Linked DNA regions of Mus musculus: region 1 is linked to region 2. The links are chromatin loops, found by intact Hi-C in ENCODE. Cell type or tissue: heart. All regions are shown on one strand. Links, peaks and the distances in the headings refer to the core of each region. The heading gives the core; the rest is flanking DNA.

The links. A loop is a pair of places that touch in the nucleus more often than their neighbours do. Peaks named below come from ENCODE experiments on the same cell type or tissue, not always from the same donor. Only the 100,000 strongest peaks of a DNase experiment are listed, where the experiment ranks them.
Region 1: a loop joins it to region 2, with 7 times the contacts of the local background. A loop is called at or near these places in 3 of 42 quality-filtered maps.

Annotation. Positions count from the first base shown.
Region 1 is chr1:160,526,734-160,543,684 of GRCm38, reverse strand. All of the region lies in intron 13 of Rabgap1l (RAB GTPase activating protein 1-like), which reads left to right. Among named protein-coding and RNA genes, the nearest start is that of Gpr52, 44 kb to the left of the region's middle. In heart, for the core only: a CTCF peak has its summit at 12,133; DNase peaks (open chromatin) are centred at 8,574 and 12,084; H3K27ac peaks cover 838 bases.
Region 2 is chr1:160,684,109-160,701,059 of GRCm38, reverse strand. Rabgap1l (RAB GTPase activating protein 1-like) reads left to right here. Exons shown (of 21, transcript NM_013862.5): 10 at 182-348. Among named protein-coding and RNA genes, the nearest start is that of Gm23528, 47 kb to the right of the region's middle. In heart, for the core only: no CTCF peak of the experiment used is centred there; DNase peaks (open chromatin) are centred at 7,789 and 10,169.

The sequences.
Region 1 (16,951 bases), core at 4,232-12,231, 160 kb after region 2:
GGGGAAATGACATGTAGTAGCAATGAAAGTCAAAGAAGCCGAGGTATTGAGAGATAAAAAAATGATAAAGCGAATGTGGTTATTCATTTAAAGCTGAAACTCGGGTCATCAGAGCAGGAATACTTTAGAGCAATGTAAAAAGGACGAATTGAGGAACAACAGTTTCAACAGATGGTTATTTAGATGTATTATTAATTACTATTAGAAAGTAATTTCTTTGTAGTGGAGGAATTATGACTAAAAAGCGGAAGGATGGGCTGTTTTGTACCATCTGAGTTTTAAATGCCAAACAGGCAGAGTGTGGAGAATCTTTGAATAGGTGGGATTCATCTGAATCCTTTAAAAGGCTTAGAAGAGGAAGAAGTGGTAGGCATAACTCAAGTCTCTAAGAAGTGGAGACCAAATGAAAAAAATGACCATATATCACACTTTAAGAAGCTTTAGCTTATCTTGTGAATTGTATTCTGTTTAGTTTTATGTCATCATGATACAAGCTAGAGTCACTTAGGAAGCAAGACTCTTAATTTAGAAATCCTTTTGTAAGATCTACCTGTAGGGATGCCTGTAGTGCATTTTCTTGATTAATGATTGGTCTGGGAAAGCCCAGCTCTGGGGGGCAGTGGCAACCCTGGGCAGATGGGCCAGGAAGGTATAAGAAACTAGGCTGAGTAAACTATGGGGAGCAAGCTAGTAAGGATCGCACTTCCATGGCCTGTTTCTGCTCTTGTCAACAGGTTCCTGCCCTGACTTTCCCCAGAGAGGAACTATGATGTAGAGCTGTAAGCTGAATAAACCCTTTTCTCCACTAAAAAAAAAAAAAAAAAAAAAAAAGAAGCTTAGAGAGTTACAAAGCAATGAAGGATTCTAGGATAGGGAGGGAAATTTGCTACATATTAAAATTAACAATTTAATTATATATGCATTATATAACTTTATACTGATTTTCTTTGATAATTTTATGCATCTACATAATAAATTCTAGTTGCTCTTAACCTCACTCTCTGCTCTCTTCCTTCCAATCCTGTCAATCCTCTCTTCTCTTTACAAGTAAGTCCCTTTTTCATATTCCTGTCTTTGTTTTTTGTCTTGTGACCCACTGAGTTCGTCTATGGCTAACTGTGCCAATGAATTTCAAACTATCGCTTGAGCTTGGTAAACTCACCATTGGTAAACAATGGCTGTCTTTGCCTCAGAATAACTTGTAGCTAATAGTTATGCAGTATCAGTTATAATTTCCTGAGTCCCTGATACATATTTGACTGATGACAGGTCCAGTCTTGTCATAACCACTGTGAGAGGATGATTTCAATGCATATGTATCTGAGTCACTGTTCTATTGCTGTGAAGAGACACCATGATCAAGGCAACTCTAATAAAAGAAAGCATTTAATTGGGGGCTTGCTTACAGTTTGAGAGGCTTAGTTTATTATCATCATGGTGGGAAGCATGGTTTCATGCATGGCACAGGAACAATAGTTGAGTTATATCCTGGATCCACAGGCTAAGAAAGAGGACTAGACCTAGCATGGGTTTTCCAACTTCCTCCAACAAGGCTACATGTACTACAAACAATGTCAACCTCTTAATGCTTCTAATCCTTTCAAACAGTTTTACTCCCTGTTGTGTGAGCATTCACATATATGAGCCTAAGGGGCCCTTCTTAATCAAACTACCACACTGCTATGCCCTTGACCTAGCATTTCACAGTCCTTCATGTCTTCCAGCTCTTACCTTTTTGGTCCCTCTTTCCATGATGTTTTCTGAGTTTTAAAGGGGGTAGTACTGCTGTCCTGTGAAGAAGTGACCACGCAGCTCTCACTTATTTACATTACCTTGAGCAGACACTAGTCACCCTATTTACATATTCTTTGCACCTTTGCCTCAATGAACCATGGCTAATAGGAGTAAGGTTTGCAGTACAGCACCAGCTTCAGTTCTCTATATCTTACATTGACAGTGTTGGATATTTTCAGCAATAGGATTTTACCCCAACCAGTTGTGGTTGTAATGAAGAGGAATAGTGAGGGCCCTGGAGACTCTATGATTCGCAACTCATTAGGTAGTACTCACACCAGGGCTGGATCTTTTTAAATAGCCGTTTGTTTTCAGGACCAGCAGCACACCACCATGTGGGACATCTCCTTTCTAAATCTTTTTTTAAGTTGTTTTTTTGAATAATGATTTTTATTAGATATTTTCTTCATTTACATTTCAAATGTTATCCCCAAAGTCCCCTATAACCTCCCCTAAACCTGCTCCCCAACCCACACACTCCCACTTCCTGGCCCTGTCGTTCCCCTGTACTGGGGCATATAATCTTTGCCAGACTAAGGGCCTCTTCTCCCATTGATGGCCTACTAAGCCATCCTCTGCCACATATTCAGCTAGAGACACAAACTCTGGGGGAGTTAGGGGGAGCGGGCGAGTACTGTTAGTTCATATTGTTGTTCCTCCTATAGAGTTGCAGACCCCTTTAGCTCCTTGGGTACTTTCTCTAGCTCCTTCATTGGGGGTCCTGTGCTCCATCCAATAGATAACTGTGAGCATCCACTTCTGTATTTGCCAGGCACTGGCAGAGCCTCACAAGAGACAGCTATATCAGGGTCTTGTCAGCAAAATCTTGTTGACATATGCAATAGTGTCTGGGTTTGGTGGTTGTTTATGGGGTGGATCCCCAGGTGGGGCAGTCTCTGGATGGCCCCTTCTTCTGTCTCAGCTCCAAACTTTGTCTGTGTAACTCCTTCCATGGGTATTTTGTTCCCCATTCTAAGGAGGAACGAAGTATCCATACTTTGGTCTTCCCTCTACTTGATTTTCTTGTGTTTTGCAAATTGTATCTTGGGTGTTCTATGTTTCTGGGCTAATATCCACTTATCAGTGAGTGATATCATGTGTGTTCTTTTGTGATTGGGTTACCTCACTCAGGATGATACCCTCCAGATCCATCCATTTGCCTAAGAATTTCATGAATTCATAGTTTTTAATTACTGAGTAGTACTCCATTGTGTAAATGTACCACATTTTCTGTATTCATTTCTCTGTTGAGGGACATCTGGGTTCTTTCCAGCTTCTGGCTATTATAAATAAGGCTGCTATAAATATAGTGGAGCATGTGTCCTTATTACAGGTTGGAACATCTTCTGGGTATATGCCCAGGAGAGGTATTGCTGGATCTTCCAGTAGTACTATGTCCAGTTTTCTGAGGAACCGCCAGACTGATTTCCAGAATGGTTGTACAAGCTTGCAATCCCACCAGCAATGGAGGAGTGTACCTCTTTCTTCACATCCTTGCCAGCATCTGCTGTCACCTGAATTTTTTATCTTAGCCATTCTGACTGGTGTGAGGTGGATCTCAAGCTTGTTTTGATTTGCATTTCTCTGATGATAATTGGATTATTCTCACGTGTTTAAACATTGCAGTGATATTCAATGTTGGCTAAGAAAATCAGACCAGGGAGGATCTGCTTGAATGTATAGAGAAGAAGCCCTAGCTCCAGGAGTCTCAGAGGGTCACCCTGGTGTTGCTTTTCTTTCTTCTTCTCCACAGACTTTTACTTTCCCTCATCCTTTTACATTAGCTAACCTTGGTGTCTAGATCAAGATGATTTTCCTCCTTTGTTTTCAGGAGGCATTTCCAGCCACACCATACTCTTTAATCACAATTCTTCCTGACAGTTTTTTGATTGGATCCAAATTTGTAGTCTGGATCCTGAGAATCTAATTTATGTGTCTGTTACAGCAGTTCTCAAACATTTTCACTCCAGAACTTTTTATACCCTGGAATTTTACTGAATATCCTAAAAAAAAATAAGTTTATATGGATTTTATTCATTCAAAATTTCCAAATTAGAAACCCAAACTGAGAAGTTTTAAATTTCAATTGACTTAAAGCAAAATTATTAAAAGCACGATATTACAACAGTATACTAAAAATAATACTTCCTGAATAAAGTCAGTGAGAAGAGATGTATTGTCCAACTTCTGCAGATATAGTCACTAATTTGGTTTTTAAGAAATGGAGCACAAGGTCCCCAGTGAAGGAGCTAGAGAAAGGACCCAAGGAGCTGAAGGGGTTTGCAGCCCCATAGGAGGAACAACAATATGAACTAACCAGTACCTCCAGAACTCCCAGGGACTAAACCACCAACCAAAGAATACACATGGTGGGACTCATGGCTCCAGCTGCATATGTAGCAGAGGATGGCCTAGTCGGTCATTAATGGGAGGAGAGGCCCTTGGTCCTATGAAGACTCTATGCCCCAGTAAAGGGGAAAGCCAGGGCAAGGAAGCAGGAGTGGGTGGGTGGGTTGAGGAACAGGGCGAGGGGGAGAGAATAGGGAGTTTTCGGAGGGGAAACCAGGAAAGGGGGATAACATTTGAAATGTAAATAAAGAAAATATTTAATAAAAAACAATAAAACAAAACAAAGAAAAAAAGAAATATTAAGGAATAGAGATTGTTGCTTCCTGATATTGTTGATGTTATTTTTATGTTTGTGTGACTATCTTCTTTTGGGTTTGTTGAAGATTACTTTCTTGCTTTTTCTAGAGAGTAGTTTCCCTCCTTGTGTTAGCGTTTTCCATCTATTATCCTTTGTAGGGATTGATTTGTGGAAAGATATTTTGTAAATTTGTTTTTGTCATGGAATATCTTGGTTTCTCCATCTATAGTAATTGAGAGTTTTGCTGGGTATGGTAGCCTGGACTGGCATCTGTATTCTCTTAGGGTCTGTATGACATCGACCAGGATCTTCTGGCATTTGTAGTCTCTGGCAAGAAGTCTGGTGTAATTCTTATAGGTCTGCCTTTATATGTTACTTGACCTTTTTACCTTACTGCTTTTAATATTCTTTCTTTGTTTTGTGTATTTTGTGTTTTGGTTATTATGTGACAGGAATAATTTCTTTTCTGGTCCAATCTATTTGGAGTTCTCTAGACTTCTTGTATGTTCATGGCCATCTCTTTCTTTAGGTTAGGGAAATTTTCTTCTATAATTTTGTTGAAGATATTTACTGGCCCTTTAAGTTGGAAACATTCATTCTCTTCTATTGTTTTAGTCAGGGTTTCTATTCCTGGATAAAACATCATGACCAAGAAGCAAGTTGAGGAGGAAAGGGTTTATTCAGCTTACACTTCCACATTGCTGTTCATCAATAAAGGAAGTGGAGACTGGAACTCAAGCAGGACAGAAAGCAGGAGCTGATGCAGAGGCTATGGAGGGATGTTCCTTACTGGCTTGCTTCCCCTGGCTTGCTCAGCCTGCTTCCTTATAGAACCAAGACTACCAGCCCAGAGATGGTCCCACCCACAAGGGGCCTTTCCCCCTTGATCACTAATTGAGAAAATGCCTTACAGCTGGATCTCATGGAGGCATTTCCTCAACTGAAGCTCCTTTCTCTGTGATAACTCCAGCTGTGTCAAGTTGACACAATACTATCCACTATTATCCTTAGGATTGGTCTTCTCATTGTGTCCTGGATTTCATGGATGTTTTGGATTAGGAGCTTTTTGCATTTTTTTTGATGGTTGTGTCACTGTTTTCTATGGCATCTTCTGCACTTGAGATTCTCTCTTCTATCTCTAGTATTCTGTTGGTGATGCTTGCATCTATGACTCCTGATCTCTTTTTTAGGTTTTCTATCTCCAGGGTTGTCTCTTTTTGTGATTTCTTTATTGATTCTATTTCCATTTTTAGATGCTGGGTAGTTTTGTTCAAGTCCACCTGTGTGGTTGTGTTTTCCTGTAATTATTTAAGGGATTTTTGTGTTTCCTCTTTAAGGGTTTCTAGTTGTTTACTTGTGTTCTTAAAATTTTTAAAGGAGTTATTTATGTCCTTCTTAAAGTCCTCTGTCATCATCATGAGATGTGGTTTTGAATCAGTCTTGCTTTTCTGGTGTGTTTGGGTATCAAGGGCTCACTGTGGTGGGAGAACTGGGTTCTGATAATGCCAAGTAGCCTTGGTTTCTGTTACTTATGTTCTTGCCCTTGCCTCTCATCATCTGGTTATCTCTGGTGTTAGTTGGTCTTGCTGTCTCTGATTGTGGCTTGTCCTTCCTGCAAGCCTGTGTGTCAGCACTCCTGGGAGACAAGATCTCTCCATGAGGAATTTGAGTATAGAGAACTGTGACACAGGGTTAACTCCGAGTGCAGACTGAAACAGGAAGGTTTCTTGTTTTCTTGGTTGTTCTTGGTTCCTGTGTCCTGATGGCTTTGGGCTGGTCCCTCTTGGGGTAGGAAATTGAGCAGAAGTGGTGGTCTTACTTGTGCTCACAGGCATGTCCACACTTCTGGAGACCAGCTCTTTCCCGGAGGTATTTGGGTGTGAAGCACTGTTTCACAGGATCAGCTCCAGTCGCCACTGCTTTGGTTTTTAAGCAATTTCTGGAATACAGTGCTTTTTTCCCCATTGTCCTGTGCTATTCAATAGATGTACAGGTAATGAATTATCCTAAAAGAAACCTCATAGGAACGTCCTGACATTCTGCTGATGGGAGAATCTAGATCCACATATGATTAATGTGTCACTGGTGTAGTTTTTATCATTAGTGAGGTATCCTGGACGTGACTGCATCCAACTTAATTTTAACATATATTATTTAAGACATAAATTACATCTTTAAGTTAAGTGTGAGATGGGAAATATTTTTTTCTAAGTACATTTTGTAGAAGATAATTGAGACTTGAGGTTTTATTGTCAGCATTTGAACGCACAATTTGGGAGACGCACTAATATATTTAGTAATATATTTTACCTTAAAAATCTAGGCTCGAGCCGGGTGTGGTGGCACACGCCTTTAATCCCAGAACTCAGGAGGCAGAGGCAGGCAGATTTCTGAGTCCAGGCCAGCCTGGTCTACAAATTGAGTTCTAGGACAGCCAGGGCTCTACAGAGAAACCCTGTCTCGAAAAACAAAAACAAACAAACAAACAAAAATCTAGGCTCTACCTTTATTTTCAAGAGAAGCAAAAGTGATCTCCTGGCAACTTGACTAGACAAGATAGACTTACAATCCTTTAAACATGGAGTATACATGTTCCAGCAGCTCAGGTCTAGGGATTTCTAATACTGACAGTGTGTTCATATGAATAGAGGCTGTGGAAATAAGCCAAAGAAATCAGCCCCGGCCTTGTTAACCTCCTCTTTTAAAATGCTGTGGAAGATCAGCTATAGCTGCTGGATGGGTTATTTAGTAGAGTTGGTTCTTTTATAGGTTACTATACTGAGTCAGCAAGTCTAGTTTTCATACGAAGCAGTGGCATTCACTCCCCGAGAATATTTCACAATCGCCGTTTGATATACATTGTCACCAGTGTATTACATTGAGGTTTGTGTTTTGTATGTTTTGTAATTTTACAAAGGTGGCATTGTTTAGACATTTTAGATTGACCCAATTCTCTATATTGATGCCCTATGGCATTTATTAATTGAGTATTACCTATATTTTTTTAATACGGTCATATAAAATATTTTAGGACTCAGTGGATTCAGAAGGTTAAACAGTTTGTCTTTGTCTTGAAAAACTTTCATCTTAAACATTACATTTGTGGTGTTTTCAACTCTGGTTGTCCATTAGCCTTGCACAAAGAAGTTAAAAATAAACAAAAAGAAAACCCACTTTACACAACACAAAATAATGCCATGACCTGAGACTAACAGTTAAATAACTTGGCCAGTGTTTCTGATGCGTGGCCAGAATTGGAAGTCTCAATGTAGAACTCTTTGCGTACTCTGTTCTCCTCTAATCCTGGCCATCAAGTGTAGCTGTAGCAGCCCTCCAGGAGAAGCTGTTCACACTGTACCTGTGTGCAAGGCATTTCTCCAGGAGTGAGCAGAGCTGCCAGCAGCTGGTGATCTGTAATGTAAATGCAGCTTCAGTGATCACTGATACGGAAATAGTAGTACCCGTATATGAATTTCTCCCAGTTCCAAAATACAAGACAGCTCTGAGCGTCGGTCTTCCTTAAATCGATGAGATGTACGTAACAGCACACCTTGGGGATGGAAGAAAGGTCTGCTTGTTACAGTAGGTAAATATTCAGATAGCCTAGGGAATAGTGGGACTTGTATATGACATTACATTTTGCCTTGGGTTTTAGAACTAAAATAATGTGAGGTCAGGTATAGCAGAAGGACATTTTTACCATTTCTGATTAAAGAACTGTTACAATGAACATAGCTTCTTAAAACAGAACAGGGAAAATAAAAATGCTCATGAGTATGTAAAGAAATGCCTTATTAAATAACACAGAATAACGAATACATGCTGTACCTATTCTATCTCTTTATAACATGACCAACATATATTACTGACTGCTTAATTTTAGTACATGTTAATTAATTTTCATTGATGTAAAATGAGTGAGCTTTAACACTTTGGTTTCCAACCTGTTTGTGAGACTAAGAGGAACTGTGACTCTGGGCTCTCAGCACCATTGTGTATGCTTTTATTGTGGTGAATATCAAAGCAGCAGTTAATTATAGTACTAGCATTTCTGTTCTTCACCTCATTATCTCTGTCTTGCACTATTATTTTCTGTTGCTGCTGGCTATACAGCATCAGGCCTGGCACCAGTGAGGTGTGAACACAATGCCAGCACTGCATTCAGCGCAAGAATAGAAAGGCAGATGGCAGATTGTACTATTTATAGTTGGAGCCAATCTGCCTGAGGTGAGCCCTGCTGAAATTTTTTTTTATCAGAAATGTTTTCATATATTAAAGGGATAAGGAAATGAGGCAAGGAAAAAAGCTTTAGACCTCTGGACTCTGAGAGTAAAAATTTCACTATAGACCACAAAGCAACTACAAGTATTGATTAAGCATTTTTAATCTGGAAATTTACATATTTTTCTTTATATTCTCTAAGTAAAGCCATCAGGCCTGCAGCATCCTTCATGGCAGAACATAAGGAGTTTATTGTTCTGGGATGTTATGTTGCCATAGCAACAGATGCAGTAAGAATTTTAATTATTGGGAACAAAATGAGACTATAATAACTAATTATTTAAGACCATTGACTATATCATGTAGACTCAGACTAGTTTTTAATTTCTTGCTTGTCACTTCTTGGCTGCCTGTGATGAACACAAAATCGCTCTACTTCATATTTGATTCTTCATTTTTAAAAGAATATATTATTGAAAACTATGGTATCAATTAGTATATTGATATAGACTACACTGAAACTGCATTAATTATCTAAACTTTTTTATTCATTAGATACCTTGATTAAAAACTGATTCTGTCTCAAGAATTACAGTAACTGGGTAATTAAAATGCTCCAGTAATGAACTAAGGTGGCCCAGATAATCTGATATGCAGTCACCAATATAGAATAGCAGTAAAGAAAACTTATGTTTTATTCATAATGAAACTGTAATATAGGCCTAAGAAATTAATTTTATTCAATCATAGTAATAATATAAAATATTTTGATTGGATTTATTGGAACTTAGCAGATTGCTTAGTCATATTCTAAAATATGCCACAACTTCTGTTCACTTGAAGTCATGATTAAATGTCTGTCATTTGAATTTGTTGGTTTTATTTAGAGGGTAAGCAGATTTTGATTTCCACTTCTTATACTTCGATAGTTTCGAGAAAGTTTATGGGAAGCCGGGTTTATAATGAGATAGCTACAGTCTCAGCTTCTTGCTCTATTAGCTTCACGTTCATAGTTAAGTAAAGCTATTGGTAGTAGTGACTTGGTTAGACACAGCTGGTCATTCCCAAAGCATCTTCAAATGGAAAGCTAGGGGTTTTAAAATGAACCAATTTTAAAAAATGAAGAAAATTAGGGGGTGGTCGCTTATAATAATTGAAGCTAAAAGGCAGGTGGAGAAAACCCATCTGTTTGCTGAGGAAGATGGGAAAACTATCATCACATAATACTCAAACATTAAATACTAATGCAGCTCCTCCTACTCCTCCTCCTCCCACCCCAGGTCTGTACATGTTCTCTCATACACACTCAAGCGTGTGTGCACAGTATGTGGATGAAATGCGCTGACAGTTGATGCTTGCCCCAATCGCTCCCTATCTTGCTCTTTGAAACAAGTCTTTCACTGCACTGAGAACTCTCTGATTGGACTAGACAGGCTGATCCACCCATCCCCTCAGTTCAGTAATTATGGGCAAGTGCTGCCTGGCTCAGCATTGTGTGTGTGTGCTAGTGTGTGCTCAGGTCTTTATGCTTGTGTAGCCAGCAGTTCACTGACAGCTGTCTCTCACAACAAGCAATGGCAATAACCAGCATCCACTTTAAGGGGAAGTAAATGGCTTCACGAGGAGGAAAAGAGCACCTCCTCCTTCCCACTTGTGCCTACGTGTTTTGTAAGCCCTCTCATTGCAAAGACGTTCAGTGTTCTTCTCCCACACCCTTCCCCTCAGTTAGGACCTAAGGAGATTTCTAGTCTTTAGGGGAACAGATTTGTTCCAATTTTGAGTTTTCTGTTCTGATTGTGTTTATTTTTTCTGATCTTCATAACAGAGAATTAAAAGGTGGACTTTTTTCTTCTTTTCTTTGAGGGAGGGGGGAGTCACAAAGGTAGGGCAGACTAGGGATGACTAGGAAGTGAATGGGATTGCGGTGTATTGTGTGAAATTCCCAAATAATCAATAAAAGTATGACTAAAAAGAGACAATGAGTTACGTGGGGTTATTTAGGAATGAAAAACAGTTCATTCTTGTTCTATATAGGTAAGCAATGGGAAAAATTAGGTATTTTCTTGTGAATTTTAGTAATATAAAAGTGAAGAGACCTGAAATTAAAAAGATTAAAGTAAAACATTATTTCTGTAACTCACAAGTGATTATCAGAATCATATCTGAAAATTTTGACCAGAACTCAACAACACACAGTTCTCTTAAGAAAAAGAAGTATGCATATAACCTGAAGGTGCAAAGTCAAAATTCTTACCTTATGCCAGTGTGGAAACATTTAGTGGATACAGGTGTTCTAGTGAACTCTCTGGTCCTGACATTAGATAATAGGAAGGTAAGTAGCAATCTCTTTCTTGATTATCATTCCTAATTGAAGTATATCTTTTACTTATAGTTTGAAAGATATGTGAACTTGCTTCCTATTTAGAGTTTTCATTTTCCTTTCACATGAATTTAAACATTGATTAATTCTGATATTCACAATTGTATTTCATTAAATTGTAAGCCATTTAAAACATACAAAGAAACATATACATATAGTTGGGGTTCATTTTGTCTAGAAAAGTCAGTTACATTTAACTCTGTTGGCAACCTAGATGTTTAGGGAGGAGACAACAGCCAGGACCCTGCCCTTCGAGGAAGGCATTAAACTGACTGCCTATTCCTTGTTGGCACCATCCAAATTACTCTCAATGAATAAAGCCCAACCTATAAAAGGTTTAAAAAAAAAAAAGTCCTTCGATTGATCCTAGGGCCTTATATGTGCTAGGTAAGAGCGCTACCGCTGTAATACATCCACAGCCCTAGCATGTCTTCACGGAACACATTCCAATTTTTATGTATTACATCAGATTTCATTTGGTTGTTATAATGTTGTTATGATTGAAAGTTTTTTATGGTTGCTGAGTCTTTGGTGAAGTGATAGGACTCATTTTGTTTTTATACATTAGGACTTTGAAGTGTTACTTTCCTGAGAGGAACGTATAGCATTTACTAAAATCAAAGCCCAGAAACTGACTACTATTATTAAATTTATTCTATTAGAACTAGAATTTTAAAAATTAATATTAGCATTTCTTCTCAAGGAATATTATATTTGCCATACCTTTCTTTCATTGTACATGACAAAATTCAAATGAATCAAGTAAAAATTTACTGAAAGCCTAATGAAATGTGAAGTTATATAAATTTAGTAACATATCCTGAGGTTGTTTTGTTTGGTTTTTTGTTTGTTTGCTTGCTTTTTGTTTTTAAATCCATCTCTGTGCCTCAGGATACTACTATTGTTCAGGAACTTAGCAAGGGTAGATTATTGTGGCCCATGAGCCCTGTGTGCGCTGTGCATTGTAAGGTACTGAGTCAGCAGTGATTGCTTACGGCCTGAGTTTCAGGCGTTCCATGGTAGGCAGCCTGCCAAGTGTCCAGCTGCGGGCTTGGTTTGGCAGAGGGAGTGTCTGTGCAGTCTGTAGTCAGTCCTGTAGGAGGACAGTAACAAAGGCAGCTGCTGGGCTTTAGGTGCTCCCGGCCCTTTGTAGAATTAAGTCTTCCATGGGAACATCTTGGCTATGTATATATATATATATATATGTGTGTGTGTGTGTGTGTGTGTGTGTGTGTGTATGTATATATATTGACGAATGTATAGATTTCTATTTCCCAGTGTCTTCAATCTTTCTTCTTCAGGAAAGTCTTATTTTCCTTATTTAGGGAAAATAATTACATTTGCAATACATTCAATTCCTAAAAGATTAAGGATTAATTCCAAAGGAAAAATTCATTATGGTTATGAATAGTGCTTGGTTGCAAACTTTACAGCACCTTTAAAAATTGCTTCTTAGGGAAAAAATACAAATTTATTCTTGTATGAGTTGAGGTCACAGTGTGTGCATTTGTGTGTATGTGTGTGTGTGTGTGTGTGTTTAAAATATTGAAGATATGGAGGGGATAGACAAGAATGGCAAAATTATAAGAGAGAAAAACCTCCATGCTTTCTGTGAAATTGTAAAAGACTGAGAGTGATTAAGTAGAAAAATAGATATTTTTCTTTTATTTGTATTTATTATGTCATTTCTTATGTCTAAAAATAGATTTTCAGTGATAGTACTATTAGAAAGTTACTACACAGATTGTTGCTTTTCAGTAATAACCCAAGTCACTATTTAGAGGATAAAAATCTATATTTTGGGAACGGATGTACTATGTTGCAATAAGATATTTTATAGGCACTTTAATTTTCTAACACTTTTTCAGGAAAAGCATTCTTTAGGAAAAGGCAAAGTCTGTGTATGATGCTGATATTCGTCTTTCATCACAGATTTAAAAAATATTTTTCTTTAATTACAGTAAATAATATATTGAGATAAAGTTTATTTTACATTCTAAAGTGATTTTATTTGGAAATGTATGAAACTAATTTTAAAACCGAAGAGATTTTTAAGTTGCTCAGTGTGCATAGATCTTGTAACTTTCTATTGTAACTTCTAAGGCTTTTCTTTGGCTTACGAGGCTATCAATCCATTCATTGGTTCTTTGCAATAGTGCTTCTCGCTCTCCCTCAGTAACTATAGTTTCATAAATGCCTTTCCAGCTGAACTTTTGTATTTTGTCAGGTTTTCAACAACTTAGAAGAGGTTTCAATTAAAAATAGATTATAAACTTACATGTGGGTGGCAGTTGAGTGAGTTGGTATGACAGCTCATATTAAGAGGTTGGATCAAGTGCAGAGTAGCTTAACAAAATTTGAGAACTATAGTGCTACATTAGTCCGAATGACTGTGGTCCTTTAACATGTGCTGGATGCTAAGGAGAGCACCTTCTTCTTAGAGAACACATTCTATCTGGGCAAAATGGTGAAGGTTGGACCTATTAATTTACTGCTACTAAGAACCTCCCTTCCTAAAAAATACCTCCTTTGCTATTTGTGGTTCTGGGCAAAAGATCTTAAGGACCCCGAGGCTTGTTTGTCTCCCCCCACCTTGCCAGTCCCCAGAGAAGACGCTTGGTTAGCACTACAGAACACCAATCTCATTCTTACATTTTCTGCATATTAAAGAAAATTAAGAATTCTCCTTTTATAGAATTTGAAAGTCTTTACCATTTTTATATTCTGCATTTTTATGGAGCTATAGATGAGTAAGAACTAGATCTATGTGTAAAGTGTTTAGTATTCTGCTATTAGTAGACTATTGGGCATTAACTTAGATATTGAATAGAGGGAAAACATCACTTTAACTGGTTTTAGTTTTTGTTTTGATTTGATTTCTTCATGTTTTGCTCAGATTGGTCCTAAATGCTTATATTCCAGCAATCCTCCTGCATCAGCCTTTAAAGGGCTGAGACTTTAGGTTTGCACTGACATCTCTAGCTTAAGAGGTCTCATTTTTCAATATGCTATCCATTTCACAACCCTGGAAACAGAAAATGGGAGAAATGAACAAAAAGAAATGTTGCCAGCTCTAGTTGTTAATGTTTAAATGGCACGTGAAGCTGTATCTGTATTCAGAGTCTTCTGGAATGTTTCAATAGTTACGTGCAGTGAGTAATGTTCAAATCAAGATGAGCATATCTACTTCCCTCAATAATCATCCCTTCTTCATAGTGAAAATATTCAAATTTATTTCTTTTAATTTTCAAAAATAACTAATAAAAATTATTGCCAGCATCTATAGTTGCCTTATGGATAAAATAATACTAGTACTCTGCCTGCTTTCTCTGTAATTCAGGATTTATTGACCAGTCTTTCTTGTCTAACCCTTTAGTGCTCTCCCCAGCCTCTGGGAACTTACTTTTCACTTGTGTGATAGCATCACTTTTAGATGCCCCTGATGAGGCAGGACAGAACTAGGGGTTTTGTGCTTGAATTATTTTACTTAACTACACATACTGTTAGTGTTTTAAATATATAATACCTACAATAAAATTTCTTTCAAGGAAGTTCTTCCACAATAATGCAGTAATTTCTCGTACCACATACTCAGTATCATTAATAATTACTCACCCACCCAGTTACTCCTTTCTATAACTAGTCTGCTAAAATTGTTCCCAGAACAATCTCTATCGTACTATGTAATTTTCTTGATTGGTTAGAAGAAAACTTGAAATTCCTTGAATAGTCTGATGGCCTCTGTCATCTACTCTGAGCCAGCTCTCCCATCTTTTCCATACTGCCTCTTCCTCACGAATGTATAGTGGAACAATGTCTGTATTAACCTTTGAGAAAGACAGTTATTTATTTGTGTTGGCTATTCTATTTGAAATTCACACTTCTGTTATTAACACTATATCCACTCCTAATGCCCTAGTCAAACGTCAAGTCTCTAAACCGTGTGGTTATCAATCTGAAAGTAAGATTTCAGGGTTTGGTTTCTTTGTAACTTTTCCACAGTAGCAGCTAACTGCATTTTCACCAGGGTTCCCTTTGCATCTACCCTTTATCTTTCTGCCACATTAAGAACTAGTTAAACACATGGGACTAAAAAAATTGCATAGTGGTTAAAAACACTTAGTCCTGGTGCAGAGGACCCAGGTTCAGTTCCCCCATCCACATGGGCACTCTGAACTCTCTAACTCTAACTCCAGTCCCAGGGAATCTGACACTGCTGCAGACTTCGGGCATACATGTGTTTCATGCAGACAAATATGCAAATAAAATAAAAATAAGTGACTCTTAAAAAATAGTCATGAGATTTTTCCCTTAACATCTTCCCTATATTGTATATAGTTTGTGCTCTGTAAATGTGTACCGAATTGAACTTAAAACTTTCAAGTATAGCCGCACGGACACACCACTCACACAGAGACATTTGTATTCTATTCCTAGTGCTACCATTTACTCTTAGAATTTCATCTTGACATTTAATTTTTCTATGACTTAGTGGGTGTTTTACTTACAAAGTGGGTGTAATGATATTTCACTCTAAATTATAAAATTATTGTGTTATTTGCTGAAGAACTTCTTTGAACTCTTTGAGATGAAAATGGTCATATTTATAGAAAAATGATGAGATTTTGGCTCTGAAACATGAAAAATTGTTCCTCTTGGGTACAATTAAAGATAATTTTGTTTAAATGCCAAGTGGCCAGAAATTATATTATCAGTTATGGTACACGTGTATATTAATAGATGTGTGTATAGTGCTTGAAGCTTGTAAACATATTTTCTAAGGTTGGAGTAGGTCATGGCATATATTTTTAGTAAAATTTAAAAGACCAAAAATTGTAATGTAAAAACGAATTACATTGGTGCAGTCACTGAGAGTCTGAGCTTGAGATATTGTTTACTAGGTTTGCTCTTGCTCCAGTTTTGTGACCATAGATGGTCATTTAATCTTTTAATGTTTTTTTCTCCATTTGTATAAATCCAAATAGTAGGATTCCTATATACAGGATACTTTTTAAGAATAATGTGTTTCAGATGAGATAAAATAATGATATATTAGTTCTTATGCCAACATCTCTTTGGAGAAATTCTGTATGTTTAGGCTTAATCAAAAGTCAAATCTAGTAATTAATAATTTAGCTTTAGGTAAACCTGAAATTTTTAATACTATTTTTTAAAAATTTAAAATAAAAGAATTTATACAAGGTATTCAGATAACTGTTCCTCCTCCCCCAACACCTCTCTCCCTCCTCCCAGCTCACTCAACTCCATGCTTTGCCTTCTTCTCTCCCTCGCCCTGTCAAGTGCAACAAATATGTGTAAATATACACAAACCCACACATGCACAAAACCCGTGAAAACTCAAAACTGGAAACCATAACACATAATCAAAAGACCACTAAGGCAAAAATGGCCAAATAAAGCAATATGAGACAAAAGTCTACAAAAATATTATTGATTTTATTTTGTGTTGGCCATCTACTGCTGGGCAAGGTGCCTGCCCTCAAGTGTGGTTAATATGCCCAGTGACACTCCATTAGAGAAAACTAATACTTTATTGGCATGTTGACTGGAGATAGTTTCTTGGTTAGGGATGTGAGCTTGTGTCTGCTTCGCATTTCCAGTGCTGGGACCTGTCTGGCTTGAACCTATGAAGGTCCTGTGCACGCCGCCTGTCTTTGTAAGGTTTATGTGCATATCAGTCCTTTTGTGTTAGGACCACACTGTTGGTTTTGGTGTCATCCATCCCCTCTAGCTCTTTAGACTCTTTCTGACTCCTATTCTGAATAGCTCCCTGGTCACTAAGGGGAGAGAGAGGTTTGATAAAAATATCTGTTTATGACAGAGTGTATTTTACTCTCTGCACATTCTTCAGTTGTGGGTCACTGTGTTAATTCCCATATACTGAAAGA
Region 2 (16,951 bases), core at 3,199-11,198:
TCTTGGAATACTTGATTACATACTTATCCATACTTAACCATACTTAATGGTTAGCAAGTATTTAAAAATAAATATCTAGAAGGAAATATGCTTGTCTAGATATATAATTCATGTGTAACTTATTAGACCTTATTTTCTTCAATAACAAGGAATAATAAAACCCAGAAATTTTCTATCGCAGATAAACGGGTGTACATGACCGTTGCAGTGGACATGGTGGTCACAGAGGTGGTGGAGCCAGTCCGTTTTCTCCTGGAGACAGTAGTTCGTGTATACCCTGCAAATGAGAGATTTTGGTATTTCAGCAGAAAGACTTTCACAGAGACTTTCTTCATGAGGTTGAAACAGGTAGGATGCTTTTGTTCTTGTGTATAGTAGTACTGCTTTATCTCTCTCTTGACAGGGTCTCATACATCCCAGGATGGCTTCACACTGATAAATGTAGCTAAAGAGGATCTTCAGCTTGTCTCTACCTCCCCAGTGCTGGGATTATAGATGCATGCCACTACAGCCTATGCATTGTTAGGGGTCAAACCTAGGACCTTGGTCACACCAGCCAAGCACTCTGCGTACAGCTGTGGTATAGCCCTAGGCCATCTGCCTTTGTTTTTCTTTATATGCAAATAGAACCCCTTATATCACAACTAAAGGCAATGAAATTCCTCAAAAAAAAATCAAGTGGTATGTGAAGCCAACCAATGGAATGTGTGAAAACTGCACATTTTGATAATACACAAGTTGTTATGTATCTTAATAAGCCTGAACTCATGTGCCTGTAGACTGTTGCCATATGGAAAGATCTCCCATGCTCATGGATTGGCAGGATCAATATAGTAAAAATGGCTATCTTACCAAAAGCAATCTACAGATTCAATGCAATCCCCATCAAAATTCCAATTCAATTCTTCAACGAATTAGAAAGGGCAATCTGCAAATTCATCTGGAATAACAAAAAAACCTAGGATAGCAAAAACTCTTCTCAAGGATAAAAGAACCTCTGGTGGAATCACCATGCCTGACCAAAAGCTGTACTACAGAGCAATTGTGATCAAAACTGCATGGTACTGGTATAGCGACAGACAAGTAGACCAATGGAATAGAATTAAAGACCCAGAAATGAACCCACACACCTATGGTCACTTGATCTTTGACAAGGGAGTAAAAACCATCCAGTGGAAAAAAGATAGCATCTTCAACAAATGGTGCTGGCACAACTGGCAGTTATCATGTAGAAGAATGCGAATTGATCCATTCCTATCTCCTTGTACTAAGGTCAAATCTAAGTGGATTAAGGAACTCCACATAAAACCAGAGACACTGAAACTTATTGAGGAGAAAGTAGGGAAAAGCCTCGAAGATATGGGTACAGGGGAAAAATTCCTGAATAGAACAGCCATGGCTTGTGCTGTAAGATCGAGAATCTACAAATGGGACCTAATAAAATTGCAAAGCTTCTGCAAGGCAAAAGACACCATCAATAAGAAAAAAAGGCCACCAACAGATTGGGAAAGGATCTTTACCTATCCTAAATCAGATAGGGGACTAATATCCAATATATATAAAGAACTCAAGAAGGTGGACTCCAGAAAATCAAATAACCTCATTAAAAAATGGGGCTCAGAGCTGAACAAAGAATTCTCACCTGAGGAATACCGAATGGCAGAGAAGCACCTGAAAAAATGTTCAACATCCTTAATAATCAGGGAAATGCAAATCAAAACAACCCTGAGATTCCATCTCACACCAGTCAGAATAGCTAAGATCAAAAATTCAGGTGACAGCAAATGCTGGCGAGGATGTGGAGAAAGAGGAACACTCCTCCATTGTTGGTGGGATTGCAAGCTTGTACAACCACTCTGGAAATCAGTCTGGCAGTTCCTCAGAAAACTGGATATAGTACTACCGGAGGATCCCGCAATACCTCTCCTGGGCATATATCCAGAAGATGTTCCAACCGGTAAGAAGGACACATGCTCCACTATGTTCATAGCAGCCTTATTTATAATAGCCAGAAGCTGGAAAGAACCCAGATGCCCCTCAACAGAGGAATGGATACAGAAAATGTGGTACATCTACACAATGGAGTACTACTCAGCTATTAAAAAGAATGAATTTATGAAATTCCTAGCCAAATGGATGGACCTGGAGGGCATCATCCTGAGTGAGGTAACCCAATCACAAAGGAACTCACACAATATGTACTCATTGATAAGTGGATATTAGCTCAGAAACTTAGGATACCCAAGATATAAGATACAATTTGCTAAACGCATGAAACTCAAGAAGAACGAAGACCAAAGTGTGGACACTTTGCCCCTTCTTAGAATTGGGAACAAAACACCCATGGAAGGAGTTACAGAGACAAAATTTGGAGCTGTGTCGAAAGGATGGACCATCTAGAGCCTGCCATATCCAGGGATCCATCCCATAATCAGCTTCCAAACGCTGACACCATTGCATACACTAGCAAGATTTTGCTGAAAGAACCCAGATATAGCTGTCTCTTGTGAGACTATACCGGGGCCTAGCAAACACAGAAGTGGATGCTCACAGTCAGCTATTGGATGGATCACAGGGGCCCCAATGGAGGAGCTAGAGAAAGTACCCAAGGAGCTAAAGGGATCTGCAACCCTATAGGTAGAACACCATTATGAACTAACCAGTACCCCGGAGCTCTTGACTCTAGCTGCATATGTATCAAAAGATGGCCTAGGCGGCCATCACTGGAAAGAGAGGCCCATTGGACTTGTAAACTTTATATGCCCCAGTACAGGGGAATGTCAGGGACAAAAAGTAGGAGTGGGTTGGTAGGGGAGTGGATGGGAGGGTATGGGGAACTTTTGGGATAGCATTGGAAGTGTAAATGAGGAAAATACCTAATAAAAAGTATAAAAAAAAAGAAATAATAATCAGTAAAAGACAAAGATTTCTTATTTTATCTACAATTACTTGAAACACTAACCTTCTAACAAAATAAAATAAAGAACAACAAAACCCAACATCACCTCCCCAAAATAAATAGAAAAATTTTATGCTTAAAAATGTAATTGTATCTGATAGTGATCTCTATTTGCCATATTTAGTAACCCACATTAGTTGATTTTTCTCATTTTGATCATCAGTTAGAGTATTTAAGTTTACTTTCATATTAAGTCAAAAAATTTATGTTCCTGTGGCATTCTTAAATTAGTCACCTTAGAAGATAAGATATAATTTTGAAAATTGGAAATGGATTTTCTTTTTCATCTTGTTCTCACTCTTATTCTGATCACAATTTCCCTCCGTCGTCTCCTTCCAGGTTGTCCTTACCTCCTTACCCATCCAACTCCAAGCTGCCTTTTTCTTTTTTGTCTCTTTTCTTTTCTTTTTAAGAAAGAAACAGGCAAATTGAAAATAAAAACAGAATAGGACAAAATAAGAGCAGGGGGCGGGCGGTAGGGAGAGGAATGAGAAGCACATGCCTATAAAGAAAACTCATAAAAGTACAAAATTGGAAACCACAGTATGAAAACAAAAGACCAGCAAGGAGAAAAGTGTTCAGACAAAGGACTTTGAGCAAAAATACCACTGAGTTAATTTTGTGTTGACCAACTATTCCTAGGCATGGGGCCAGCCCTTTAACTATAGTTTGTATGCCCAAACTATATAGTTTTAAACACCATTGGAGAAGACTATCTATCTATCTATCTATCTATCTATCTATCTATCTATCTATCTATCTATCTATCTATCTATCTATCTATGTGAGCAGTTGTCAGTTGGAGCTAGCTCCCGGGTTAGGGGTGGGAGCTTGTATCCACTTCTTCTGTCATATCTGAGATCCCATCTGGCTTAGATCCGTACAGATCTTTCTGCCTCTGCCTCCTGAGTGCTGGGATTCAAGGCATGTGCCACCACTGCCTGGCTTTGTTTGACACGGAGTCTCCAACTTGCAGTGATCCCCTGCCCCTGCCTTCCAAGTACTGGAATTATAAGTGTATACCACCATACCCTGGTATTTTAATTATTATTATTAGATATACAGGCCATATATATGCTGCCACAGGCTTTGTGAGTTTATATGTATGTTAGTCCTTTTGTGTTTGAAAGGCATTAAAACATGTAATTTTTGTTTTGTATTAAATGAGAAAGATAATGGGAAAATAATGCAAATTCTAATAGTGTCAGTTTATAAAATGTCTGTATTTAGTGTGTAAAATTCTTCATGTTTTTTTTTTTGTTGTTGTTGTTAGTAGTCCTGGTCTCCCAAATTTTATACTATTTTCAACCTTGTAACTGTAGTATGCAAAATGCAATGTGACCATATCAGCAAGTAAACACAGGAGTCATTTCTCAAGTTTCATATTAAAAAATGTGTCAAAGCTCAATGCGACCTCATGTAGTAGGTAATTTGAAATTACCATGGTTTTATCTTTTATTATTTTAGCTGGTAGTTTTCATCAGTTTTTATTGCTGTGTGGAGTAGTTTTGTAGCATATTATAAAGAACATTATAGGGGCATTATTCAAAACTTCAATCTTCCAAACATGTTTTAATGTTTTATGAGATTTCCCCTCTTTTATCTCCCATCTGCCCATCTTTTCTGCTTTCTTTTTTTTTTCTTCTTTTCTTGTTTTTGGTTGCTTGTTAGCATTGTCAGGGGATTCATTATTTCAAAGTTATACAGATGATATTGAATGATGGAACTTTGCCTATCTTATTGCTTGTTCAGTATTTTGTTGAGAGTGTGCATATCCGTGCACATCCATGTCTGTGAGGTGTACATGTGTGTGCAGAGGCCCGAGGTCACACTCAGGTGTGGCTCTCAGGCACTTGCTTTTACCTCGTCTTTTGAGACATCATTACTAGCTAAACTTGGAGCTTGCCCTTTCAATAGGCCGGCCAGCCAGCCTTCTCCGGGAGCTTGTGTTTCCATCTCCACACTGGGATTGCGCGTCCAGTATCTGGCCATCTCTAATGTGAGTGCTGAGGCTTGCACTGGCTTCTTCATGATTTCGTGGCAGCAGCTTACAAACCAAACTCTCCTCCCCAGTTCCTAGTACATCACTCAACGTTCGGAAATCTGTTCCCTATAAAATGATTTCTGCATTTTGTAGTTTCAAAATGTATGGGAAGTTTGTTTGTTTGTTTGTTTATTGGACGCAAGGTCTGGAAGCTCAGGCTGGCTACAACCTCACTATGTAGATGAAGATGGCCTTAGATTATTTTTTTTTTCTAATCCTTCTGTCTCTTTCTTACAAGTCCTGGGGTTGTAAGTGTATGGTATCATATCAGGTTTTCTGTGATGATGGAGATTGAGCCCAAGCCCTTTTGGGATGATAATCAAACACCGTGAAATGCAGTAAAATCGGTGGAAACAAATTTGTTTTAGGCATTGAGGAACAGGCATGTAGAGGTAGGAACTTGGAAAATGTGACATTTCCTTGACTAAATGCATAGTCTTGTTAGGCACCTTTGAGAATCAGAGAAACAGGAGACTGGGGAAGTAGGTGGGTTTCTGTACAGTAGGTTACTTTTTAGATCAATGAGTCAGCAGCACTGAACACATGCATAGCTTTAACTTCTCTTATTCTGGGGATATGTGATCAGTTACAAGGAACGATCTGAGGCAGCTACACAAATTAAAATAAAATCAACAAAAAGCAGAAAAACTGATGTTATAAAAGAAATGCTTATTAGTTTTAAAGTAATCTTAAACAAGGTTATCTATGATACAGTCATTTGGGAAATAACATTGACACCAGGATAAAATGTATAAAGTAAATGTACATTTCTTCCTATCTCTGCCTCCCTGTCTCTTCCTGTTTTTTGAGAGAGGATTTTCACTCTGTAGCTCCAGCTGATCTGGAACTCATTTTGTAGCCCAGGTTGGTCTCAAATGTGATAGCAGTGTGCCTGCCTCAGCCTCCAAATTGCTGAGATTATAGGCACGAACACTGTTTCCAGCTCTAGATTGGCATTTCATAAAACAAAATTAGTAAGGTTTGAAGAATTGAAATAATATCTATTGGCACATCTGATGCCATGTTAAACAAATTTTCTGAAAAACATTATGTTGCTTATTATAGATATTTTCAACTCTAATAATAATGGTGTTTATTTACTGGAACATCTGTTCTGAAATGATATTCTGAATTTTATATTTGGCTTTAAAAGAATCACCTCTCATTTATGTGTTTGTTAGATTGCATGTGTTTTGGTTTTAAACAGATGAAATAAGCATTTAGAGATTACATATAAACCCAGTGTGTCAGATGGGCTGCTCTTCAACAGACAGTAAATCCTTTCCTCTCTCTAAGCCTTAGTTTTCTTCCTTTAAATTTAGAGTGTGGACTGATAGCATTGTTGAAGGCATTTCTGACATTGGGATTATTGAGCTACAGGGAAGACAATTCAGTGACTGTCACAGGCAGTCACTGAAGGACAGATCACTTTTGCCATATGTGGTATAGTATTTACAATAACGGAATACCGTTTAAACTAAGCCCCCAACTCCACAGGATCTTTGTTGTATTAATAAGGAAGTATATAAGAAGCATTGATAGCTATGCATATGGTATCTGCCAGATGAAAAGAATGTCCTTTACTGTGGTGTTTTAGATGTAGGGGACCACAGCAGTAAAATGCCATAGGTAAAAGCTCCTTTGAGGAAATATACACCAGTTCCTATAAGCTTTGTAGAAACGGAGAGTAGAATCTATGTTCACATTTAATTAATTAATTAATCAAATCAATTAACTAATTCATTTAATTAATTAAAATTTTTGATGTGCATTGTTGTTTTGCTTGCATTTGTGAGGGTATTGGACTCCTTGGAACTGGAGTTGCAGACAGTTGTGAGCTGCCATGTGGGTGCTGGGAATTGAACCCCTCTTGCTCTGGAAGAGCAGCCAGTGCTCTTAATTGATGAGCCATCTCCCCTGTCCACTTGTGTTCACATTCAAGATAACATGTTTATTAGTGGTTTTGTTTAATTTTTAATTTGTAAAAAAGATTTTGTAAAGGTTCTTACTAAGATGTCTAGGTTGACCTCAAACATTACAGTTCTCCTTCATTATAATGTTTCCTGAATAGCTGGGATTGTAGATATATTCAGTTTCACTGAGCTGTGTTATTGTGACCAACCAAAGATGCTTTCTCTCCAAAATGAATAGAAGACAATACTATGGTGTTGGACTTTTTAAAATTAAAATTTTTATTAGGAAAACTGATTGCTGAAAAAGGCAAATTCATTTTCTCTAGGGATGAGACCCTTGGTAGGTTATGCAATCCCAAGTGGTCAACCCTAAACACATGTATATAAGCAACAGTAAATGCACTCAGTAGCTTCTATGAATGTGTACGTGTGGGTTGGAAGGAGGAGAGACAGGGGTGGGAATGATACCAACATAGCACTTACATTTGATATTCTAGGAAAAAAAACCCTTAAAAAACGTAAAGTAGAAGTAGAGTGGAGATAATATCTATCTTATAGTGTTGTTTAGTTGTTAACTCATTTAGTCATTCGACAAACATTAAATGCTTCTTCAGTGACATAAATTGATTTAGGCTCTGTCCTAAGTGTAGGTTTAATGTTAAATTATCATAATATTTTCTTGATATCTCTATAAAATTGCTGCCATATTGGCTGAGGGTTTTTTGGCTCAACTTAATTTAGAAATGATGAGAAGGGAGAGAAGTAGTGTAGCTCTGACCATTGGCTCTCAGCAGCTGGTGGGTGTTAACAGTTTTCCAAGCTGCTCTTGGCAGGACCTCTGAGCAAACAGTAGCTGGAGGCAGTGGTTGCCAGAAGCTTTTGGCAGCCCTCCACTGCTTGAGTAGTAACCGCTGGCAGCTCTGGATCTTCTCCAGCAGCTTTGCTGGAACACTCCCAGGCAGCACAGAGTTTGATAGTCTCTGGATGCTAGGCATTCTGTAGGCCTGTACCTCTTGGTAGTAATATTGTCAGATAAGCTCATTCTGCTCAAGGTACAAAGGATGAATGGTGGATCCGATGTAGCTTGATAGGTAGAGTGCTTGATAGCATGCAGGAAGCCATGGGTTTGAGCCATGTTGACCAAGCATGTTGTCATCTATCCATCATTCCAGCACTCAGAAGGTAGATGTACGAGAACCATGAGTTCAAGGTCATTCTTGTTTATATAGCAGGTTCCAGATCATCCTGGGCTACATGGAACCCTGGCACAAACAAAGAGTTGGCAAGAAAACCACTCCAGCAAGGCTTTATTAGGGCCTATGCTGATGGGACAGAGCAGGGATACATTTTCTAGACTGGTCTGAAAAGGATATAAAGAAAATAAAATTAAGTAATAGCAAGAAAAAGAACAGGAAAAAATGAGTCAAAACACAAGCACACACATCCCTCTGCCATCTAGCCACGGTACTTTGGTTGCAGAAGTTTCTTTGTTAAAGAAAAAAAAAAAAAGCCCTGCATATATAGAGCTGAAAGGGCAGGCCTCTGTACATGTAATCTTCTGAGTACTAACACAGACTTTCTGCACCGGCATACTGGGCTTGTCTGTGCTGACACTAGAGAGATGTTCTTCAGGGACTGGGGTGGGGACATCTAAAGTGGTTGCAGCACTGGTGGGGAAGGATATGGCGTGGTCAAAGTAGTGCTCCAGTGAGGTATTCTAATTGACCATGACAGCTGTGGCAGTGGAGCAAGGTTTTCCCAGCAGCTGTTACAGTATTACATCAGTTTTTAGGGTACCCATGGATGTAGTAGGAATGGGTACATCCTCTAAACTCAGCTATTGTAGTTCCCAAGGCTTCAAGTGGGGTTTTTCTGATGGTGGCAACGATGACAACCTGAATGGGCCACTGACTTAGCTTCTAATTGATAGCCCCCTGTGGCATTTGTGGAGATTATGATGTTAGTATTCTGGCTTCTAGTACCTCTGAGGGGTTATGGAGAAGTGGTAATGATGATTATAGTTCAGTCTGTATTAGAAGGCCATAAGAATGGTAGCTCCAGCCTCTAGTGTGCATCCTCAGCTTAATCAGAGTATCATGGTTAGGGTTTTATTGCTGTGAAGAGAATCTATGACCAAGGCAGTCCTAACAAAGACAAACATTTTTTTTTAATTTTTTTAAAAAATTTTTTGTTAGGTATTTAGCTCATTTACATTTCCAATGCTATACCAAAAGTCCCCCATACCCACCCACCCCCACTCCCCTACCCACCCACTCCCCCTTTTTGGCCCTGGCGTTCCCTTGTACTGGGGCATATAAATTTTGCGTGTCCAATGGGCCTCTCTTTCCAGTGATGGCCGACTAGGCCATCTTTTGATACATATGCAGCTAGAGTTAAGAGCTCCGGGGTACTGGTTAGTTCATAATGTTGTTCCACCTATAGGGTTGCAGATCCCTTTAGCTCCTTAGGTACTTTCAAAGACAAACATTTAATTGGGGCTGGCTTACAGTTTCAGAGGTTTAGTCCATTTTCGTCATGATGGAAAGCATGGCAGTGTGCAAGGAGACTTGGTACTGGAGGATCAAGAATTCTATATCTTGATCTGAAGGCAGCCAGGAGACTAGATTTGTCATACTGGGCAGAGCTTCAAAAAAAAAAAAAAAATCTCAAAGCCTTGCCTCCATAGTGACACACTTCCTCTAATAAGGCCACACCTCTTCCAATAAGGACACACGTCCTAATAGTTCCACTCCCTGTGGCCAGGCATTCAAATATATGAATCTCTGTGGGCCAAACCTAGTCAAACCACCACATTTCACTTCCTGCCCACCTCAACCTTGTAGATACTACATAATAGAAAATATATTTAGTCTAACTTCAAAAGTCCCCATAGACTATTACAGTCTCAACAATGTTTAAAAGTCCAAAGTTCAAAGTCTCTTCTGAGATTCATTCAATCTCTTAACTCCCTATAAAATCAAAATCAAAAAACAAATCATAAGATATATGTTACCATTCCAAGATGTCATAGTGAGGAGATACCAGAACAAAGCAAGACCAAAACCAGATGGGCAAACGCCAAACTCTGAATCTCTGTGTCTGATGTCAGAGCATTCTTTATATCTCCACTCTTTTCAGCTGTGTTGATTGCAACACACTTCTTTCTCTTGGGATCGTTCCATTCTCTGTTAGCAGCTTTCCTCGGCAGGTATCCAATGGTTCTGGGCTCTGGCATCTCTTACATCTAGGGGTCTTCAAGGCAACTTCAATATCATTGCTTCATGCAGTGGCCTCTCAAGGCCTCTGTGCAGGGACACCCCGCCACACATCTGGCCTACGTGATTTTTCTTGGTTAGAGAGGGATATTCCATAATCCCTTCTATTCTTGAGTCTAAAGCCAGAGCCACGTGGTTGAAGCTGCCAAGTTCTGTTCCTTGTTGAGGCTGGAACATGGCGTCTTCATTCAGTTACAGCTTTACCAGCTTTCTGTTTTCCATGATTTCCTTCACTGCCTAAGCTTGGGTGTCCTAGAACTTGCTCTGTAGATTATGCTTACCTTGAACTCAGAGATCTGTATGCCTCTGTCTCCTGAATGCTGGAATTAAAGGTGTGCACCAACAAGTCTGTATCTAAGCTTTCTTTAATACCTTTTCACAAGAAGGAAGCTTATCTGGGTAGGATCTTGTCCCCAAGGTTTCCATTTCCTTAATTCTATTTAACATCTTTAATCTGGTTATCTCATTAAACACAGGATTTAGCTCCATTCTATTTCTTGGTGCTGCTTTAATACTTGAATCATACATTTTGCATTTTTTTCCTTTCTCAGCTTGCTATGTTTGATCAAAATGCTCTTCGTAAGAATGTACCACAAGAAACAACAATATGAACTAACCAGTACCCCCAGAGCTCGTGTCTCTAGCTGCATATGTAGCAGAAGATGGCCTAGTCGGCCATCACTGGAAAGAGAGGCCCATTGGACTTGCAAACTTTATATGCCCCAGTACAGGGGAACACCAGGGCCAAGAAGTGGGAGTGGGTGGGTAGGGGAGTGGGGGGGGTATGGGGGACTTTTGGGATAGCATTGGAAATGTAAATGAAGAAAATACCTAATTAAAACAAAACAAAAATAAGAATGTACCACAAGAAAGAGTCTATGTTAGGCTGTTTTGAGATTTCCTTAATCTGATTCTCTTCACTTTTGCTTCAGACAAAGGTAAAGCAGCCACATTCATTCTTCACCAAAATATCATAAGAATGATTTCTAGGCAACATACAAACACTTCCTCTGAAATCTCTTGAGCCAGGCCTCCACAGTTCAAATCACTCTTAGCACCACTGTCTACCATGTTCCTATTAGCATGGCCCTTTAAGTCACACTTAAATCATTCAACTGATTGTCTAATCCATAGTCACAAAGTCCACATTTTTCTAAACAAAAACATGCTTATCACAGTAATACCCCACAGTCTCAAAGTCCATATTCTTTTAAACAAAAAAAGATGGTCAGACCTATCATAGCAACACCCCAGTTCCTAGTACCAACTTCTTTCTATCTTAGTTGGGTTTATTGCTGTGAATAGACTGGGGGATCTGCCAGGATGTGTTTCAGAGCATAGACTATTAGTATAGTCACAAACAAGCACAATACATGTCAGGGCAACTATCATAGCTATCCCCGTCTTTGAGAGGGATATTCTTTTTGGGAGGCTACAGGTAGCCTATGGTGTTACAAGTGGTGAGGCCCTCAGCTCTCATCTTTACCCTACCTCCACCCTTGTTTATAGTCCTTGTCTAACTTACTGTGTGTACCTTAGGGTGGTGGCATCTGCAGCTGAGCCACTCACCATAGGAAAGGGTCCTTGACAGCTCTCTGCTAAGCATCTGAGCATTTGAGCCTTGCTCCTAATAATCTGTAACCTGTTGAAGATGAATAAATGGAAAAAGCATTTTAAAAACAAAGGCAGGGAGTGATGAACAGCCTATGAAAATCTGAATTTAAAGACATTTTGATGTGTATTACCCAAGAGAATATAGCCCTTAATTCTCTGGAGGAAACCAAAGTCTGGTAACATTAGCATTCTTCAGTAAATAGTATAGAATTTACTCCTGTGATGGTTAATCTTGACTAGTGGGTGGTACCGTTCTATGGGCTTGGGTCTCATTCTGAATTAAAGGGAGAAAGCATGTTGAGCATAAGCACCCATCATTCTCTGTTTGCTGATTGTGGTTGCTGTGTGACTAATCATCTCACTTTCCTGCCACTATATCTTTTCTATCTGATGGATGAGTCCTCAAGAGACCTCACCCTTGCTTAAATTGTATTGGTCAAATATTTGCAGCCACAAGGAAAATAACTAATACATATTCTCTAGCCAGTACCTTATAAAGAAAATGACCCTGTTGGTGTTGGGGGTGGAGATTGGGAATGCCTGACTCAAAATCTTTTCTCTGTTGGGTGTCTCTGACTTTTCATTATGTTGGAAACAAAATATTTTAAGAACTAAGTGGGTATTAAAATGGGTAAATAGAAATGAACCACATGTGACATGAAGTTAGAAGAAGAGGGGATTGTTTTGTAAGAGAAGGTACCAGCAAAATGAGAGCAAGAGGATATATTGTAAGAGGGAAATGAATAAGAACAAACTGTAATGGTATATGTTAAAATGTCATAATGAAACACATTACTTTCTCTGTGAATTTATGCTTAATAGAAATAAATTAAAAATACATAAAATGAAAATTATCATTGAAGATGCTTTTCAATTTGTACCTTTAAAAATAAATATACTCAATCAGTACATAACCAAGAGAAATTAAATAATAATGATAATTATCTTTTTCTGTAGAAAGATGAAAATTAAAATTATAGAGTACTTACTGTGGGAGAATAAAATATAGAATGTACTTTTGTTTGTTTTTCTGATGTGTACTTCTGCTTAGGTTGTCATTCTTGTTTGTCTTGTGCAGAGGCAAACTAAACCTGTCTGGAAACAAATCCTCTCACATGATTTATAGACACAATTTTGTTAAAAAACAAAAGATCTTAGATATCAGATTTACTTAACTTTTTCCCACCTAGGATTCCTTTTTGCATGAAAAATTTGTATGCTAAACTAGGCATATAGATACATAAAATTAAAATATAAATAAAGCATTTGCTGGTAAGTAATTAATAAATTTATTGTATAACAATTCTTTGTAATTTGTAAATAAACAGTTTACATGCTAATAAGTTGCATGTGCTTATTTGCTTTTACATAAGTGAATAAAATATTTACTGAATATCTTGATACTTAAGAATGTGGAACATCTTCAGAACTTTCAAAATTGATTGGTATTTTGATTTTATGATTAATATTGAGAATACTGCTTTTTGCATTCTAAAGTACAGTTAATGCCTTTTAAAAAATTGTTGGAAATTCTGATACTAAAAAAAATTCATGTTTTTTTAAAAATGAAACTCAATCATTAACTCAAAGACTAATTTTAAAATCAAATATTGTAAAACAATATAATCTAAAGTGTACTAACTTGATAAAGTAACATGTTGAAGAATGATGGTAGGAAAATGTGAAAAAAAATCTTTGTTTTTTATAAACTCTATTTCTAACCATATGTGTAATAAAAATGCTGTTCTGTTTCTAACCATATGTGTAATAAAAATGCTGTTCCTAAGATTTAGCCTCCACAGATCTGAGCCATTGGGTTTCAGGAGGGTCTGACGATGTTGTGTGACATGAAGGGATGTGCAGGGAACAGTGCATATGTTGTATTTAGAACCAGGGCTTTAGTGACGTCATATGATGTGATGGGGGGTGGTTTGCTGCCAGAAAAACATGGGATTCATTGCATGATTGATTTTGAATTAAGTTTTGGTTGTTGTGTGTTTGGAAATCTTTCAGTATTGCCAAATTGTGACTTATGCATTCAGTTACATGATTCTCTGAAGGATATTGACTCAAAAATTAAGAAGCTGCTCTGTAGATACAATGGCTCACAGTTCAGCTTTGCACCAGATTTGCTGTGATCCTTTGAAAATAAGTCTTACTTCCTGGATCCTACCCTAAAGATCAAGACCAAAGATATTAATGTTTTAAATGTGAAGAAATTCTTACTCTCGTATCCTTACTCTTAAACAGTGTTATGATATATGGCTTCTGAAGATGTATGTACTAATACAGATATCACCATATTGTCCTTTGTATTTGATGATAGTCTATTATACTATAAAAGCTTTTGGAATTAATTTGCATAGCTGTAATGAATCTTTGTAAGTCAACTTATTCTTGACATAAATTTTAATATAAATCTGACAGTTTATTTCATAAATACAGAATTTTAGTTGTCTAAAAGTAAGATTGAAAATAAAATCATGTTACTAAAAGTACTTCATTTGAATCTTAGTTGCTAAGTGCAATATTTAGGTTCAGTACAGTATATTTGTATAGTTAACCCAGCCAAGTTGAGCCTGGTCATGAGTTGGTTCTTGCTCTGGAACAGAGCCAGCAGGGCATAGGCCTCTAGTCAGTGGCTGCTATGGGCATAAGGCTTGTATGTATAAAAAATATATATTTTACTTCATGTTCCTCTTTCAGGAAATATTCTCCCTACCAAGATAGTAGGGGATGTTCTCTCTGCCAAGGTTAATGATGGATTCCCTGATAATTAGAAGCAGCACGAATCCAAATCTGGGAGTCAAGGGTGTGTTCATGTCTCAGCAAAATTGTAAAGACCGTTTTGACCTTCAGGACAGATGCTGAGACCTTTAGGACAGCCCTTAACCCTGTAAGGAAAGATCTTTGAAAACACTGAGTTCAAGAATATATAATTTCTCAACTATGCAAAATACAAGGATGCAATATGAATTGTATAGGAGCTTCATAGATCTAAAAGAAGTCAGCTTGGGACAGAGCTAGTTTAGGGACAGGAGTGGCAGGGATCCCACCCAGCTAGCTCATTGTCTGTGCTGACAAAGGCAGGCAGATCTCTGAATTTATTTGCAATGTTAAAAAAAAAAGTGCTTGTCATCTCAATCTAAGAATCTAGGGGCTGGGGTCCAGGGATGCTGATTTATGGGATAATCAAAAGGGAACCTGGAGTAATGACTGAAATGATATGTAAATAAAAGACTGGGCTTTTGATCTGCAAGAGATGAACAATCCAGAGAGTTTATTAAAATCACAAGGAAGTCTGTCTGGAACAGAACTGAGAAAGAACTGTCTCAAGCAGAACATAGGCCATCAGCTTGTAACACACAATTTGATACCCCAGATCCCCCACCTCTCAAAAACACCTTCCTCAGAACCACTCCTCAAGTCAAGGCTAGTTCTTGGCAAACAGTACAGGTGAAACATTTAACTACAGTTGTAATACTTCTCTGTTATGACAGCAGGGTTCAGCAGTTGCAACTGAGACCATCTGGCTTGCAAAACCTAGGATAGATAGATAGATAGTTCCTGTATGACCTTTGTACAAAAAATTTGTTGATGTCTAAGAAAGATAATTACAGTGTTTACTTCCTGTCTTTGTACATTTTCTTGTCTTGGTGATGAAGTCCAGGCCAGGACTTTTTCACCAGATTCTAACCAGGAGTGGTGAATAATGAACATTGTTGTTTTGTTCTCCATCTCATAGGAAAGAACTCAGTGCCTTACCATTAATGTTAAAGTTAGTTGTAGGCCTTTTATTGGTTCTTGTTAATGGGGTGAGAAGACTTCATTATCTTCCTAGTTTGTTGAAGGGTTTTAAAAACATGAATGAATTATGAGTTTACATGTTTTGCATCAGTTGATGAGATCCTAGAGTCTTTGCTTTTTAATTGATTAATATCATGGCCTACGTTGACTTTTTCCCCCTTCCAACATTGAACTAGCTTTGCATTCCCCAGACAAGTTTCATTGGTTGTTATGTACCATTTTATTCATATTATTTATATATATACACACACACACACAAATATATACACATATATAATATACACACATATATATGTATATATAATTATATATGTATAATAGTGATTTGACTTTTATGTATTTGATTTATATTTAATTATAATTAAATTAATTATATAATTATAATTATATAATAATATAATATAAATAAATTAATTATATAAAGAGATAGATTTGCTTAATATATTTATGTATATAACTATCATTTTAAACATTTAACCATCATATTAATAGTTAATAATCCTAGTGTATGACTATTATATAATATTAATAGGATGTGTATTTATTGGCATAAATAATAGTGAGTTTCAATATGACATTTTTATGCATGTACATAGTGTATTTTGATCATAATCATATCCCCCTACTATCCTCTTTTGTTGTCTTCCTACTTTGATTAATCATCTTCTTCTCAGCTAGGTACATTTCCTTCACTGGAGTTGTTTACAGATATATGGCACCTCACTGGTTACTAAACCACTGGTGAAAACATCTCTCTTTCTCCATCAATCTTTAACTGCATATAAATCCTCAGGGGTGTGGAGGGTCTCAGGATCTCCTCACCTTCTCTTAGAGTATTTCTTTGTTAAGTCTTGTGCAGGTGATGACAGCTGCTATGCGTTCCAGGGTACTATAGCCATGTAATGTCCAAAAGTCAGTGTTCCATTCTGTCCTCTAACCCTGGCTCTCACATGTTTTCTGACCTTTATTCTTTGTTGTTCCTGAGCCTTGGATGGATGATATAGTTGTCCCATTTATAGCTGGGCATTCAAAAGTCATTTATTGTCAGTACTTTGAACACTTAATGAGACTCTGAAGTCACTGCTGATTGAGGCATAAAGGTATTATTACCGTAACTGATAGATAGTAGTACTAATTTGTGAGTTAGTTATTGAGAAAGCAGTTTTACAGCCAAGTCCATGTCCATATAGCAAAAGAAATACAATAGCTCTATCACTGTGGTCTATACCTACCTCATCTGTGAGCCTTTGTCTAAGATTGAATTCCCTCTTGTGGACCAGGCAAATATCCCTGTGTACTGTGTGTAGATGTTACTCACTAGTATGTCTTGCTACATTTT